2 separate regions of the Homo sapiens genome follow, and region 1 is linked to region 2. The links are chromatin loops, found by intact Hi-C in ENCODE. Cell type or tissue: psoas muscle. All regions are shown on one strand. Each heading gives the region's core, and the rest is flanking DNA. Links, peaks and the distances in the headings are about the cores only. Region 1 overlaps MTTP (microsomal triglyceride transfer protein). Region 2 holds the start of MTTP (microsomal triglyceride transfer protein).

Region 1 (8,348 bases), core at 80-8,079, 50 kb after region 2:
CCCAGGCAATGCTGATGCTGTTGTTCACAGAAACACACTTTGAGAACCATTGTTCCTTTCAAAGTGTAGCAATGATTGAAGGAAAACATCCTTCTTAATTGGCACTTCATCACTCTGGTATTTTAATTGACTAATTAATTTAGCAAATCAACAGAGTCTACTTCCGGTGCTTAAAATTAGGACAGCATGTTTCCAAGCCTAGAGAAAGACTCCAACATCAACACAACTCAAATGGAATTATCTACAGCAGGAGGTCAAATGTGCCATTGGAAAGGGGGTTAACTAAATTGTACTTATTATTTTTATAACTATTATTATGCTTTTTTCTTCTAGGAACTTCAGTTACAATCTGGACTAAAAGCCAATATAGAGGTCCAGGGTGGTCTAGCTATTGATATTTCAGGTGCAATGGAGTTTAGCTTGTGGTATCGTGAGTCTAAAACCCGAGTGAAAAATAGGTAAGTGTTTATGCATTATACATTTATGAATTACATATAAGACTATATACAGAGAACTTCCGAAATATGTTTTGGGAATTAATCTTCTGACTTTTCAAAATCTATGCTTTCTATTTGGAATTATAAAACGATAGAGTTGGAAGTGATCATAGGAAATTATTCTGTCTATAGCTTCTTATGAGCAGGTCAGTACCTAATATGACTCAGCCAAGAATTTTCCTGCTTTTAAAGACATACATAGACAGGATGCCCTGTGAATCAGATGGTTCATCTTCTTTTGGTATTCCACCAAGAGAAGAAATTTCACTTTAAGGTAAACTTTCCTCTTTTGTTGTCTTCAGTGGGGAAAAATAAAATAGATAATTTCATCTGTGCAGAAACTAACTATTAAATGTTAAGAGTCCTTAAGTCTTTTCATCAGCATTCCTTTTTCTAAATAAAATACTCTAAGCTCCTTTAATTTTTCTAATCTACCTGTGAGATTTAATGAAAGTGTTTTACTTTGAATATAAAACAATGTCTTTGAACTAGTGTGAAGATGAAAATTATTAGCCTTCTGTTACAGAATTTTTAAAAAGGAAATAGAAATGCAACTAATTTTAATTTTTTGATATTTAAAAACACATTCAGGCAAAAGTGAGATATGTGATAAAATCAAATTTTTGATTCATCTTGAGCTATGGATGAAGGAACTGAGAGCAATCAAACAGTAGCACATTTAATGTGAAGTGTGACCCACAGTGTTACCAAAAGGAAACACAGAATGAAAAATGACACTGGTCATCAAAAGGTTCACAATATAACTTAGGGCTTCCCACATAATCAGTCATCTTTCACCTCTTTCCAAAGTACTTTCTAGACAGAAGTTTTTCCAAATGAAATGGAATTGAATTCTTTGCAAAGAGAAATCAACAACAGCAACAACAACAAAAAGTAATTTGGATTTTTTAAAAAAGTACACAGTATCCTTAAGAATCTACCCTTATCCATATTGTAACCAATCTGTCTTCCATTTCCACTTGTTCATTTGAAAAAAATATCTTTTAAACCTTTGCTGAATATAGGACATCAGAAGGTACTCTAAGTGATTCAGGGATTAAAACGACCTCTGACCTATTTTTACACTGATCATAACAGCAGCAGGGGTTTTAATTTGCGCAGCAAAAATTAATATTCCTGTCAAAACATAAGGGCATAAAACTCTCATTTAATTGTGAAAGCAGTTTCTCACAGTTTGATTTAAAGTCCACAATTCAATTACAGTAGAAGTAAGTCTTCTGTTGAAATTATTTATCCTCTTCATCATTATCCAGGGCACATTCCCCAGCCAATGCAATCTGTTTATCCAGTTATCTAGAGCATCATTAAAGGACCCACCATATTTTTCCTCCTAGGACCTACTGTACATGCCCCACTGTAAGAATGATTTTTTGTAACACAATATTTTTTCAAATATCTTGGCAATCAAGGGCTTACGCCTCTAGAGACTCTTTGGAGAAGGTAATGAAATGGAATTAAAATAGCTGCCTAGAAGCCAACAGAGAGATAGTTAACAAAAAACTATAAGCATCGATTGTCTTCTTGGTGAGTTTAGACTCCATTTTAATATAACTTGGGTATTTCTGACCTGCTGAGAGGACTGGGTTCCAAGAATGTTTTCATTTTGGTCTTTGTTATGCCCATACAAAACAATGTAGTATCTTACAGACACTCCCCACATCTGCAACTGAAGGCAGGGGAGAGCTCAGGGGAAGGGCAAACCTTCCCTGCCCAATATCTGAGACTCACCAGGCCCTGGTTACCAGCAGAACTCTAAGCACATCCAGGTCACCTCTGAATCCCTTAAGTGTTTCCTTCCAGTCACTGGCATCATACGTTCAGACCCTGTAAAGTTACAGCTGTTAGTCCAATACCATTAAATATAATATGAACAAGTTTTTTCTTTTTTTCTCAAATGTTTAGGGTGACTGTGGTAATAACCACTGACATCACAGTGGACTCCTCTTTTGTGAAAGCTGGCCTGGAAACCAGTACAGAAACAGAAGCAGGCTTGGAGTTTATCTCCACAGTGCAGTTTTCTCAGTACCCATTCTTAGTTTGCATGCAGATGGACAAGGATGAAGCTCCATTCAGGTAAGATGCAGCGTTCAGGTCATGTTCCAGGACCATCCCCAGTGCACCAGGAACTTGCATTCAGTTTAGAACATTCAGTTTCAGAATTAAAACAAAACAGTAGAAACCCAGGGAAAGATGAATTTTCTTTAAATGAGTAGAAGAATAATTGATAAGGCCAAAAAAAGTCAGTTTCTGGGATACCAAAAAAAAATCTAATGACTAGTTCATTTGATTCTGGAGATAGTTATCATATTCTAATCCAGAAACAATTTATCCAGGAAAGAAAGGCCTATGATTTACCATAGGAGTTGCCACATAGTTTCATAAAAAAAATCAGATACACATTTACTGTCTGGTATCTTCACAATAAACTGCTGGACAAAAGATTTCAAATAAAACACCTGGCAATCCATTTACCATGTTTAAGGGCCAAAATGAATTCGCAATTTTTAAGTATTCCATATAGCAGCAACTTGACCCTGTTTAAGTTTTGGCTCAAGTTTCAGAGTTTGGGATTCTGAATTTTTTTAAATAATGCTTTTGGTAAAATAGTTAGTGTTTTAAAATACAAAGATATAATTTCCATGTAACATTTGTGCTGTGTCATTTGAATTTTGTAACCATTATTTGTAACAATACTATCACATAGAGCTAGAATGCCTTGAGTCTAGGTAGCACTGACCCTTTCATAATAGTTGACCTACGGTAAGCATAAGGGTCATTTGTACAGTTAAAACAGCAAGCCACATCTTACATCATCTCCTTTTTTAAGTAGGCCAAAATTGAGCACCTTCATTATTTTACTGACATTTCATGATTCATATTAAAAAACGCATTGATTATATAAAAGTAAACGAGTCAGTTGTATTTTCAGAGAATAAAAGATTGTGCTTTATAGTTAAACTATTAAGCTGTCACTAACTTACATTAAGTTATATCTAGAATGAACCTCCACAAATGCATTTTAAAAACCCCAACCTTCTAATGGTTGAAATGCAGTGACCACCAACCCACCCACATGATTAATTGGTTTGGTTCCACATTTGCCTTGGGCCAGAGCTCTTAGAATGTTTCTCTGTCCGCATTCTCTGCTTAAATCCAGCTGGGCTTGCCTGTTACTCAAAAGGAGAGTGCTCCCAAGGTGGGGCTTCTGGAATGAAGGGTGAGACACAGCACAGCCTGCAAAGCTTAATGGCATCACCAAAAAGCTGAAATGAATTTAGTCTTTCATTCTAGAAAAATGTATGGCAGGACTCCCATATCCCAGGCATTTGAAGTGTTTCTGTTGATATAAAAAGAAATGAGAAGAAAATCACCCATTCATGGAGTAGCCTTTGACACTCATATCCTTTCTCAGATTGCTTTGGAACAGAAACTTCAAGTACATTCAGTAACTTGGCTGGAGAGGTATAGGGTGACTTAACTGTGTGTGTAATTCTGTTATTGTTGCTGTTGTTGTACAGGCAATTTGAGAAAAAGTACGAAAGGCTGTCCACAGGCAGAGGTTATGTCTCTCAGAAAAGAAAAGAAAGCGTATTAGCAGGATGTGAATTCCCGCTCCATCAAGAGAACTCAGAGATGTGCAAAGTGGTGTTTGCCCCTCAGCCGGATAGTACTTCCAGCGGATGGTTTTGAAACTGACCTGTGATATTTTACTTGAATTTGTCTCCCCGAAAGGGACACAATGTGGCATGACTAAGTACTTGCTCTCTGAGAGCACAGCGTTTACATATTTACCTGTATTTAAGATTTTTGTAAAAAGCTACAAAAAACTGCAGTTTGATCAAATTTGGGTATATGCAGTATGCTACCCACAGCGTCATTTTGAATCATCATGTGACGCTTTCAACAACGTTCTTAGTTTACTTATACCTCTCTCAAATCTCATTTGGTACAGTCAGAATAGTTATTCTCTAAGAGGAAACTAGTGTTTGTTAAAAACAAAAATAAAAACAAAACCACACAAGGAGAACCCAATTTTGTTTCAACAATTTTTGATCAATGTATATGAAGCTCTTGATAGGACTTCCTTAAGCATGACGGGAAAACCAAACACGTTCCCTAATCAGGAAAAAAAAAAAAAAAAAAAGTAAGACACAAACAAACCATTTTTTTTCTCTTTTTTTGGAGTTGGGGGCCCAGGGAGAAGGGACAAGACTTTTAAAAGACTTGTTAGCCAACTTCAAGAATTAATATTTATGTCTCTGTTATTGTTAGTTTTAAGCCTTAAGGTAGAAGGCACATAGAAATAACATCTCATCTTTCTGCTGACCATTTTAGTGAGGTTGTTCCAAAGACATTCAGGTCTCTACCTCCAGCCCTGCAAAAATATTGGACCTAGCACAGAGGAATCAGGAAAATTAATTTCAGAAACTCCATTTGATTTTTCTTTTGCTGTGTCTTTTTGAGACTGTAATATGGTACACTGTCCTCTAAGGGACATCCTCATTTTATCTCACCTTTTTGGGGGTGAGAGCTCTAGTTCATTTAACTGTACTCTGCACAATAGCTAGGATGACTAAGAGAACATTGCTTCAAGAAACTGGTGGATTTGGATTTCCAAAATATGAAATAAGGAAAAAAATGTTTTTATTTGTATGAATTAAAAGATCCATGTTGAACATTTGCAAATATTTATTAATAAACAGATGTGGTGATAAACCCAAAACAAATGACAGGTCCTTATTTTCCACTAAACACAGACACATGAAATGAAAGTTTAGCTAGCCCACTATTTGTTGTAAATTGAAAACGAAGTGTGATAAAATAAATATGTAGAAATCATATTGAATTCCTTTTGTCTTTTGTTACTTCCAACACCATATTTCTCATTCCTGCCACTTTCTGAGCCTAGACACATACACAGTTAAGCCTCTGCAGCAATACAGGTCAGGCCAGGTTCTCTAGATGGGAGACCAGACCCATTTGAAAAATGGGCCACTGAAAATATCAGCAGTCAGAACCTCTTAAGGACGTGTGAGCTTGAAAACATGCCATAACCCCAGTTTTCATAAAGCTCTGGACTGGCCCCTTTACTGTCATGTTACTAAAAAGGAAGAAAGGAATCAGAAACTAAGGTGGTGGGTGGAGCATGGTATGTGGTAGCATCAGCCTTGGGGAAACCACTCTGTAAAGATGCTGACGTCGCAGGGAAAGTGAGTTGGTCTAGGGTACTAAGCTGAAGATGTTGTGGACTCAGGCGCTTCAGCCCTGTGAGGTTTAACAAATCACAGCCACCTCTGCAAAATGTAATCATTTACTTAACAATGATGACTGTGGTGCTCTGAATGTTAGTGTTTTGCCATTTCCCAACTGTTTACTGGGCTGCTGAGCCAAGTATCTGCCCACCCAGTGGAGAATGGATGATCCTGAGCAACTCTAACATGCTCCAAAGAAACAAGAAAGCAGCAGCATAGGACAAACAGTAACTCCTTTGTAGATAAACAAGACAGAAAATGAAGAGGGGTAGAGTGATAGTCCACATTTGGAAATAAGATATTGGAGCCAGAAAAATAACTTTAAACCTCATTTGCAGTCCTCTAGTTCTGACTACTTCTCCATTATAAATGCCAGCATACAGACACATTTGTCTTCTGAAAAGACATCTATTTGGGAATTGTATAGCCCCCTAATGTGAATCTCCAGGCCTCTGTCCAGTCAGATCTTTCCTGCAAGCTTTAAGATTAGCGTGGCTTCTTTTCTTCTGTGAAGTGTTATTGTCATTCCCTGGCTCATGTTGCAGTCCTGCCTGTGACAAGTTGCTCCCTGCTTCTCTAAACTGACCACCTTCAAGTAAGTGTTAAAGCTAACACTTACTGAGTGCCTATTATATGCGAGGTATTTTAAAGCCTTTTCCGTACATTAATTTAATCTTCATAAAAACTATATTTAATAGGTAGCATTATTTCCATATGATAGATCAGCACTAAGAGAAATATAATATGAGTCACATAAGCAATTTGGAATTTCTAGTAGCCACATTAAAAATGTAAACCAAAACAGGCGAAGTAAACTGTAATAATATATTTTATTTAACCCAAAATATCCAAAGTATTATCGTATCAATATATAAGTAACATAAAAATTATTAATGGGAAGCTTTACTTTTGTGGGGAAGATTAGGTCTTCAAAATGTGGTATATATCTTGTATATAAAGCACATTTCAGTTTGGATGAGACACATTTCAAGTGTTCAGTAGATGCATGTGGCTAGAAGCTGCTGTATTGAATAGTACAATATTGGGCACACAAGACATTTAATTTGCCCCACAGAAGACACTTTCTCACTTAGAAAGTGAAAGAACCAGGACTCAAATATGAGTAGTTTCACCTCAGAACCTGCTCTCTGAACCCATTATAGGATGTTTCCCACATGCTTTTGGTTTTAAAGATTTGCTGCCAAACGAATACAGACAGTAGGTTATGAAAATGAGAAACATGTGACAGCAGCAATAAAGCTAAGAGTTGTTGCCCTTTCTTTTTTTTTGAGACAGAGTCTTGCTCGGTCGCCCAGGCTGCAGTGCAGCGGCGCAATCTCAGCTCACTGCAACCTCTTCCTCCCAGGTTCATGCCATTCTCCCGCCTCAGCCTCCCGAGTAGCAGGGACTGCAGGCGCCCGCCATCATGCCTGGCTAATTTTTTGTGTTTTTAGTAGAGACAGGGTCTCACCGTGTTAGCCAGGATGGTCTTGATCTCCTGACCTCGTGATCTGCCTGCCTTGGCCTCCCAAAGTGCTGGGATTACTGGTGTAAGCCACTGCGCCCGGCGGACTTGTTGCCCTTTCTCTGTGGTCGTTCAGTCTCCTCCTCTGATGGAATCAGAAGCCCACCATAATCAATTGTAGAACGCATCCATCATTCCAAAAAGAAACCTGTACACTTTAGCTATCACTTCCAATGTACCCATCTCCCAGCCCTAGGAAATCACTAGCCTACTTTCTGTGCCTAGATTCATTGTGGACAATTCATATAAATGCACTCATATATACTATGTAGTCTTTTGTGACTGGCTTCTTTCACTTAGCATTGTGTTTTCAAGTTTCGTACACGTTGTAGCATGTATGAGCACTTTATTCTTTTTTATGGTCAAATAATATTGCACTATACAGTTATGCCATGTGTTTATCCATTCATTAGTTAATGGACATTTGGTTTGTTTCCACCTTCTGGATATTATGAATAATTCCGCTATGAACATTTGTGTACAAACTTTTTGGTGGGCATGTGTTTACATTTCTTTATACTTAGCAGTACAATTGGTGACTCAAATGGTAACACTATATTTAACTTTTTGAGAACTGCCAGAATTTTCTCCAATGTAACTGAACCATTTTACATTCCCACCAGCAGTGTATAAGGGTTCTGATATTTCCACATTCTCACCAACACTTATTAATATACTTCTTTTTGATTATAGTCATCCTAGTGGGTGTGAAGTTAGCACTATATTTCGAATAAATAAAAAAATGTATTTGGCTGGGTATGGCGGCCCACACCTGTAATCCCAGCACTTTGGGAGGCCAAGGTGGGATGATTGCTTGAGGCCAGGAGTTTGAGACCAGCCTGAGTAACATAGGAAGACCCTCATCTCTACAAAAAATAAATAAATAAAAAAATTAGCTGGGCTTGGTGGCACATGCCTGTAGTCCCACCTACTCTGAGGCTGAGGTCGGGGAATCGCTCAAGCCCAGGATGTTGAGGCTGCAGTGAGTCGTGATGGTGCTAATGCACTCTAGCCTGAATGACAGAGCGAGACCCTGTCTCAAAAAAGAAAAAA
Region 2 (8,348 bases), core at 278-8,277:
AAGATTTAAAAAGAAAATAAAAGGAAGGAAGAAATAAAACCATTTGTAGATGACTGAATGTCTGTCTAGAAAATCCCCAAAAACATACCAAAAAAAGACGCTCACTAAACTAATAAGCAATTATAGTAAGGTCACATGATATAAGGTTAACATGCAAAAGTCAATTGCCTTCCTATATAGCAGCAGTGCAGAACTGGAACTTGAAATTAAAAAGAAACAACCCCTCCAAAATGAAATAGGTATAAATCTAAAAAATTTGAGCAGAATCTACATGAAGAAGTTGCAAAACTCTGATGAAAGAAGTCAAAGAAGATCTAAATAAATGGAGAGATATGTGTTCATAGATTGAGAGACTTGATGCTGTAAAAATGAGCACACCTAGTGTCCAGATCTTGGTTTCTAGTACAGTTCTTCAATAAAGGAAACCAGAGATTCTTGGAGAAATGAGTGATTCTAAGATTGGAGTAAAAATGCACAAGATGACCTGGGAGCATCTTGCAGTGCCAGATAATAAGGAGATGCTAAAAACCAAAACTAAAACCAGAACCCAAACAAAACACATTTATGGGGTATGTCAAAGGAACGGGGCCAACTGAAGGAACTCCCAGTGGCTAAAGATAGAACAATTGTTGCAACAAAGAAGGATTCAACCTTAACCCAAAGTATAAATTAAATATCCACAAGTCCTTATTGATATAGTGATTAAATAAATCAATTGGAAATTAAAGACAAATTTCCCATGTGGAGGAATTCAAATAATTTACGTAGCTACTCCACCCTCAAGGAGGAGGAACATAACTCCTCACTCCATAAATGTGGGATGTACATAGCATTTCCTTCCAAAGAGTGCACTATGAAAAAAAGGGTGAAGAAAAACAATTAACTTTACAATGGAGAAATCTGACAACACTGCTGAGCCAGGTGATCAAAGTCAATGTAAATAGAGATAAATCATGTTGATATTATGTACCTCTGATGTAATGTGGTATCAAGAAAATAGCACTTTACCTCTGTGGTATTCCTCCTCCAAACTTAACAACCTCAGTCAAATCATGAGAAAAATACCACAAAAATTCACTAGAGGAATATCTTGCGAAGTATCTGACCATTTCTCCTCAGAGCTATTACAGCCAAGAGGAGCCTAAAGATACTTGAGAACTAAATGTAATGTACCCTGGATGGGAGATTGGAAAAGAAAAAAAGAATTAGGTAAAAACAAAAGTAACCTAAATAAAGTATGAATTTTAGTTAATAATATATTAATATTGGTTTATTAATAATAACAAATCAACTACACTAATGTAAGTTATTAACAGAAGTAACTGTGCAGGCTATATGAGAAATCTTTGTGTTATTTTAGCAATTTTTCTGTAAATCTAAAACTGTTATAAACAATAAACCTATTTTAAAGTAACATATACATTATACAATGTGAGAAAATATAATGGCAAAAAAAGAAAATGCAAGCACAAACTATATTCCGTCTCTCAGGGATAATAATTATTAAGGTGTTCAGTGAATATTGTTCTAATCCTTTTTCTGTGCTCATATGTATGTATATTGTTTAAACAAGAAATCTCAAACCATATCTACATCTGCTGTTTACCAGACTGCTTCCTTTACTTACTAAGATATGGTAAATATACTATATTTACAAGTTTACATATTTACATATACCAAACTATACAAAATACACACTTTTATAGTATTATTTTAAAATGGCTTCATGGAATTCTGTTGAATTGATACGCCATAATTTATTGAACTATTTTTGTCATTAACCAAACATGGTATCCAAATTTTCACTATACCACAAAGTTCCTTGTGACACCATTTTTAATGTTTTTTTTTTGTGCACTTTATGCCTAACTCCACAAGACACTGTTATTAAGAGCCAGTGTGTTTCTCCACCATACTTTCTTTGCTCTTCATCCCTTCTTGCATCTCAGATTTTATCTGGGGTCAATTTTTTTCTAATTGAAGCAGATTTTTAAAGATGTCATTTGGAGGAGTCCTTTACTGGTAAATTTTCAGTTTTAGTTTTTCTGGAAAATCTCTATTTCAAGTTTATACTTAAAAGACATCTTTACAGAATATATATAGAATACTTAATTCACAAGTATTTTCTCTCAGCACATTGAAGACAACATTCTAATGTCTCCTAATTTTCATTGATACTGTTAATAATTTAGTAGTTGTCTGCTTCTCTTTCTTCTTGAAAATAATCTGTCCTCTCTATCTAGTTCCTTTAAATATCTTCTCTCTCTCTCTGATATTCTGCAGTTTAATTATGATGTATCTACTTGTGTGTATGTGTGTTTTAAAAATTATCCTGCTTAAGACTTATTGAGCCTCGTGAATCTGTGGATTGGTATCTGTGATAGGCAGACAATGGCTCCCCAAAGATCTTAAATGTCTTAATCTCCAGAACCTGTGATAGTCTAAGTTAAGGTTGTAGATGAAATTAAAGTTACCAATCCACAGACCTCAGGGTAAAAAGATTATCCTGGATTATTTAGGCAGGCCCAGTATAATCACAAGGATTCATAAAACGGAAGAGGGAGACAGAAGAGATGGTCAGAGTGATATGAAGTAAAAAGGATTCAGCTTACTCTTGCTGGATTTGTAAATGCAGGAAGGGACCACGAGTCAAGGAATGCAGGTAGCTTCTAGAAGCTAGAAAAGGTAAGAAACAAATTCTCCCCTAAAGCCTCCAGAAAGGGATACACCTGCCAATACTTTCATTTTATCCCTGTGAGACCAGTGTTAGACTTCTGACCTCCAAGAGTATAAGACAATAAATCTGCTGTTTTAAGCCACTAAGTTTTGTGGTAATTTGTTATGGTAGCTATGGAGAACTGATACAGTGCCTTTCAATAGTTCTTGGAAATTCTTCAAATATATTCCCCAAATATTGCCTTTGCACCACTCACTCTATCCTCTATATCTCTTGACCTCTCTTTAACATTTTTTATTTTCTTATTTTGGTAATTATTTAAAACAATTGGCTTCTTGTTCCACTTCAAATAAATTCATATTTTTATATCTACATATTAAGAATTAGTTCATAAATGTAATTGTTGTATCGTATATACTTTAAAAGGAAAATTGCATTTATACTTGGATATTATTATATTTTAGGTTTTGAAATTTCTTTTTTTAAATGTCTGATAAATTTATTCTGATCAAAATTAAAATCTTATTGTATTTACAGTAGTCTACTAAAAGAGTTTACATCAATTCTCTCCTTTAAATGCTAGCAATTCAGTTTTGTGTGGTCAAAGATAATTTAGAATCCTTTTATGGTAACTGATATGATACAAAGGATTTTTTTGGTTGTTGTCAAATTTGTATGTGCGTATATATGTATAGGGGGTAGAAAATTTGGTTAGTGACTCTATTTTGGAAAAATGAATGTTCTTTTTGGAGTTTTAGATTCCCAGTGTTTCAAACCAAGTTTGCTTTTGATAAGGAATTCAGTGAATCTTTATTTTCTCGTAGAGAATTTTTAAACAATACCTTTCAAAATATTGTATGTATTCCTATATAATTTTGCCTTGGAATAAAAAAAGTCATCACATTAAGAATATTTTTAACTTAAGAAATTTTTTCAAGATTCTTTCAAAATGCTAACTCCCTCATTGATTTGAAAATACTTTTAGAGTTTAAACTATTATGACCATGTAGGGATAACTTAAAGTGTCCTTCTAAATTTTTTTTTCATTAATGTCATGCTTCTTTCTAAGAACAAAGTGTTTCAATGTTATAAACAGACTGTTTTTTCACATAGCTTTCATACATCCTGACTTTCTATATCTAGTAGGGTAATACATTTCCTTCCAACCTTTAGTGGGGTGAAGTTCATTTGTCTTCTAATCTAAGAAAATACGTTAACTCCTGACAACCTCTGACACTCAACAGAAACACAACTGTACTTTGGAATTAATCATCCATCTTTATTTCATAGTCTCCTTATTTATCAATGCAAATGGAAGTATAGCAAATATTTCACAGTGTCATGTACTACCTAAGGAATTTCATTGCAATAGCATTGTTTTGAAATGTATCATTTGATTTTGATCTAACTATCATAGATCAGTTTTACCCCTGTATGTTCAGCCTGAATGTCTAACCACAATTTCACAAAAATCAAGGGCTCTGTTAGTTTTCATACAAAATTGTGATGACTTATTATGAAGACAGTCCCAATTAACAATTGCATGTCATCTGTAAGAAATCAATTTTTTTCTCACTCCCCACCTGTAATTTTTTTTAAGCAAAGAAGAATACTTGGGTCTAGGTTTCAAGGTTTATTTTTCTGTAGTCCTAATATCACTTCAGTAAATTAATCTGAGACTCATTTTTCTAATATGTCAAATGACTGTTGTAAGGATTATTATAAAAACGTAAGGTGATTAACAAAGTATGTAATTGTTCCATAGATGGCAGCTCTTGTTTTTTTACTGTGCTTTGCTTCTGCCCTGCTTCACATATTATGTAAAATAGCTGGTGAGTTTTAGGAGGTAGTGCTCACATGTTTGCACAGTGTTTGCTGTGGACGATCAACAGTAACAGAAGAGCATACTTCTTCGATACACAGAGTTTACTGAATTTGGAAAGGCTTTGGCATTCTTATGTCATCTGTAATGAAACAATCTCCAGAAGTCTTTTCTAAAATGTCCTTGTAAAAAGAAAAAAGTTATGTTTATATTTTATAAAAGGATGATGTTATTTATAACCAGCAGAAGCAGCCTTATTTGAACATCTTATGTTGAAATTGCTACTTAATACAGTGACTCATAGGAGCTTTCTAGTGGAAATCAAATGCTCAAATGAAATAGAATTTAGTTTGTTAGGCAATAGTGATATGTCTTTTATTGGTTGGACTCTGGAAAACACTTGACAACGAATAGTACTTTACCCGAAGGGCACGTATCATGCACCACATAGCCTAACCACAAACATTAAAGGTCTTGTAACTGTGAGCCTCAAATGAAAATACATAAGGACAGCTCTCATACAATCAAATACAATACAAACTAGCTTTTAATTTAAATAAATATGTAAGTAAAGTTCAAGTGACTATAATGATTTTATATCCCTATGTATGTATCACAGAAATTGTGGCAAACTGTAGAAATCTATTCAAATGGAAAGTAACAAAGCACTTTCACATTGCCTTGTATTCAAAATCCCTACTCTTCATAAAAACTTATATTTCTTTAACAAAGCTACTTTTCTGTTTAACTCCCGGAAAACTTCGTATTTATAACTTAAGGGGGTTTCTCCAACCAAACAATTTATTTTTGCTAGGTACTATAGCTATATTTTTTATACAAAATTTGTGACAGCAAATGAAATTCTAATCCCAATAGAAGAACAAACAATTTTCATGTTTCGATCTTCATATATATAATTCAAGAGGAAATATGCTTAACTTTGTAGATTTTTACATTTTAAATTGCATTGTGTCTGTATCAAGTCTACTATCTTTTACCTAGATTGTCTGGAAGATTTAAGCTCAAGGTTACGGTTTGAGAAAAGGGTTTTGAGAGTGACCAGGATAGATTTAAGAATTCATTTTATACTAAAATATGGCCATAAATATTTTTAAATACATTCAAATAGCCCTTTGCTGGCACATTTTTTCCCTTCTTTGCCAAAACATTCCCACAGGCGGCCTAAGTCACCTCATTTTATAGGTTTAGTAGGTTTAGCAGGCTTTATGTGCTCTAGTAGGGTTAGTAGGTTTTGTTCATATCAGGTCTCTCTCATGGGAGTTTCCAGGGACAAGGATTGCTTCAGTTAGTATGGCCTTAGCCATACTAGGGTATTTGCTTTAATTCTACAGAAGTTTTCTAATTAATATTCTGTAGCAAAAGAACTAAGATCTGGAATTCCCCCTCTTAATCTCTTCCTAGAAATGAGATTCAGAAAGGACAGGACTGCATCCAGCCTGTTTGGGAACTCAGACAAATGTGTGTTGTCACAGACACAAATAGAGGTCTACTATGAAATAATTGGCTTGCTAGTGTGCTAATGACAGACAATGCTGATTTGCTCCAACCTCATACAGTTTCACACATAAGGACAATCATCTATGTTTCATGAAAGTTCTATCTACTTTAACATTATTTTGAAGTGATTGGTGGTGGTATGAATTAACAGTTTAAATTTAAATCCTAAAATTCAGTGTGAATTTTTTATAATAGCATAAAAATTCAAAGATGTCCATACAAGAAAAATTAAAATTTGGTTAGGTTTAGCAGAGTTTGAGAATCCTTACTACCCTCCCACATAGTATTGTAATGTGAATATAGGCAGTTACTATTACAGGCATAATGATGATTATGTATTAAGCAGAAAGAAGTATCACCACCAGTTTTTTTCTTTGAATGCCCCTCAGTACTTCTGCATTTATAGGATGGTAGACTGGTTTGGTTTAGCTCTCAAAAGTGAAAACATTTAAAGTTTCCTCATTGGGTGAAAAAAATTAAAAAGAGTGAGAGACTGAAAACTGCAGCCCACCTACGTTTAATCATTAATAGTGAGCCCTTCAGTGAACTTAGGTCCTGATTTTGGAGTTTGGAGTCTGACCTTTCCCCAAAGATAAACATGATTGTTGCAGGTTCTGAAGAGGGTCACTCCCTCACTGGCTGCCATTGAAAGAGTCCACTTCTCAGTGACTCCTAGCTGGGCACTGGATGCAGTTGAGGATTGCTGGTCAATATGATTCTTCTTGCTGTGCTTTTTCTCTGCTTCATTTCCTCATATTCAGCTTCTGTTAAAGGTAAGTTTGTGTTGCCTTTTGCTAAACTTTAATTTCCATCTTTGGAGTTGGAGGCAGATACGTGCGTGTGTGTGTGTTTGTGTGAGTGAATAGTGAAAGAGTTTCTGACTAAACTATCTTCAAAACCATGTAACTTTGGAATGTTTGTGAAAGCATGGCTGAGTTGAAATGAAAACCAAATTCAAATCCCTACAAACATTAAGAAAACAGATATTTCTTTTAGTTTCAGTTCCTCAGACCAGTGTGTTCTTGCTTCAATTTCTCATTCATGGTCTGTTTTTAAAAGAAGGAAAAAAGATACCCACTATTGTTACCTGCTGTTGTTGGTCACATTGAATGCAGCTCCTTCATTTGAATTGTAAATGAGGATTTTTTTTAAAAACCGAGTTCTTAAATTTTCTTTTAGTTGCTTAGCAATGTGACCTCAAGAAGAATTAGACCCAATGAAAAAGGCATTTGATTTGCCAAAGAATTATGAATGAAATGGCACAACATATATTTAATTCCGTTACAATTAAAAAATGATAGAATTCATAGTGAATTAAAGAAAATTAAATTTCCTGATACAGATTTAAGAAATAAGACATTATCTTTGGAAAAATAATGTTGCTACTTACAGTTTCTATTTTAAGATGAAATTAATTTTAAAAATACATATGAATTAATACCATTGAAAAGGCAAGTGAAAAAACATTTTATGAGGAATGGTTTCATAAAACTGTTGTGAAGTGTATTAATATAGAATCATGTTTCAGATCAGCTACATTATAAACATCGGTTTTCCAAATGCTGCATTGTGTAAAATGATCACTTTTTAGTTTCTTAGGAAGACACACTGTTAAAAACCAATTGATATAACAACATAGCGTTATAGGGACCAATTTTAAAACCATGTACTCTAAGTAATTGATAGAAAACAATTCACTTATAAACTTATAAAACCTGTTAGGGATAAATGTGGCTTTTGATATTAAAGTAAAGTTTGCCTCAGGATTTTTTGTGTAGAAAATTTCCACATGAGGAAAAAAACCTAATCTTCATTATTGGAGCAATAGAGGGTTAAATTTAAACCAATTCACCTCAGCAAATCACACTGTAGGTTCTTGAACTAAAGAAAATATTTTCACCAATTTCTAAATATTTACTATTTAAACATACAGTTCTTACTTGGACAAAAGAAATTTTTTAATGAGAAGAAGATTTATAAATTATATCTGACTGAGAGTGTTATATAGAGGACTTACTATTTCATCTGCCAAATAAACTGTTGAGTAGTCAAAATATGTGTGATTTAAATACCATAGTATCAAACCTAATACCATAAGTATTTTGAGAAAAATAATTGAGACATGGTACTTATCATGAGCTTCTCCTGTTTTCCCATTTTATAAACTAGAACATTGGGTGACCTCATGTTTTCAAATATACTTATAAAAAATTTAAGGCCGGGCGTGGTGGCTCACGCCTGTAATCCCAGCACTTTGGGAGGCCGAGGCGGGCGGATCACGAGGTCAGGAGATCGAGACCATCCCGGCTAAAACGGTGAAACCCCGTCTCT

Evidence for each region. A loop is a pair of places that touch in the nucleus more often than their neighbours do. Peaks named below come from ENCODE experiments on the same cell type or tissue, not always from the same donor. Only the 100,000 strongest peaks of a DNase experiment are listed, where the experiment ranks them.
Region 1: a loop joins it to region 2, with 3.0 times the contacts of the local background. A loop is called at or near these places in 13 of 110 quality-filtered maps.

The regions. Positions count from the first base shown.
Region 1 is chr4:99,618,641-99,626,988 of GRCh38, forward strand. MTTP (microsomal triglyceride transfer protein) reads left to right here. Exons shown (of 18, transcript NM_001386140.1): 16 at 334-458; 17 at 2,421-2,591; 18 at 4,037-5,357. The coding sequence ends at 4,208. Among named protein-coding and RNA genes, the nearest start is that of C4orf54, 35 kb to the right of the region's middle. In psoas muscle, for the core only: no CTCF peak of the experiment used is centred there; no DNase peak of the experiment used is centred there.
Region 2 is chr4:99,568,181-99,576,528 of GRCh38, forward strand. MTTP (microsomal triglyceride transfer protein) reads left to right here and starts at 6,644. Exons shown (of 18, transcript NM_001386140.1): 1 at 6,644-6,790. The coding sequence starts at 6,730. In psoas muscle, for the core only: no CTCF peak of the experiment used is centred there; no DNase peak of the experiment used is centred there; H3K4me3 peaks cover 1,094 bases; H3K27ac peaks cover 1,439 bases.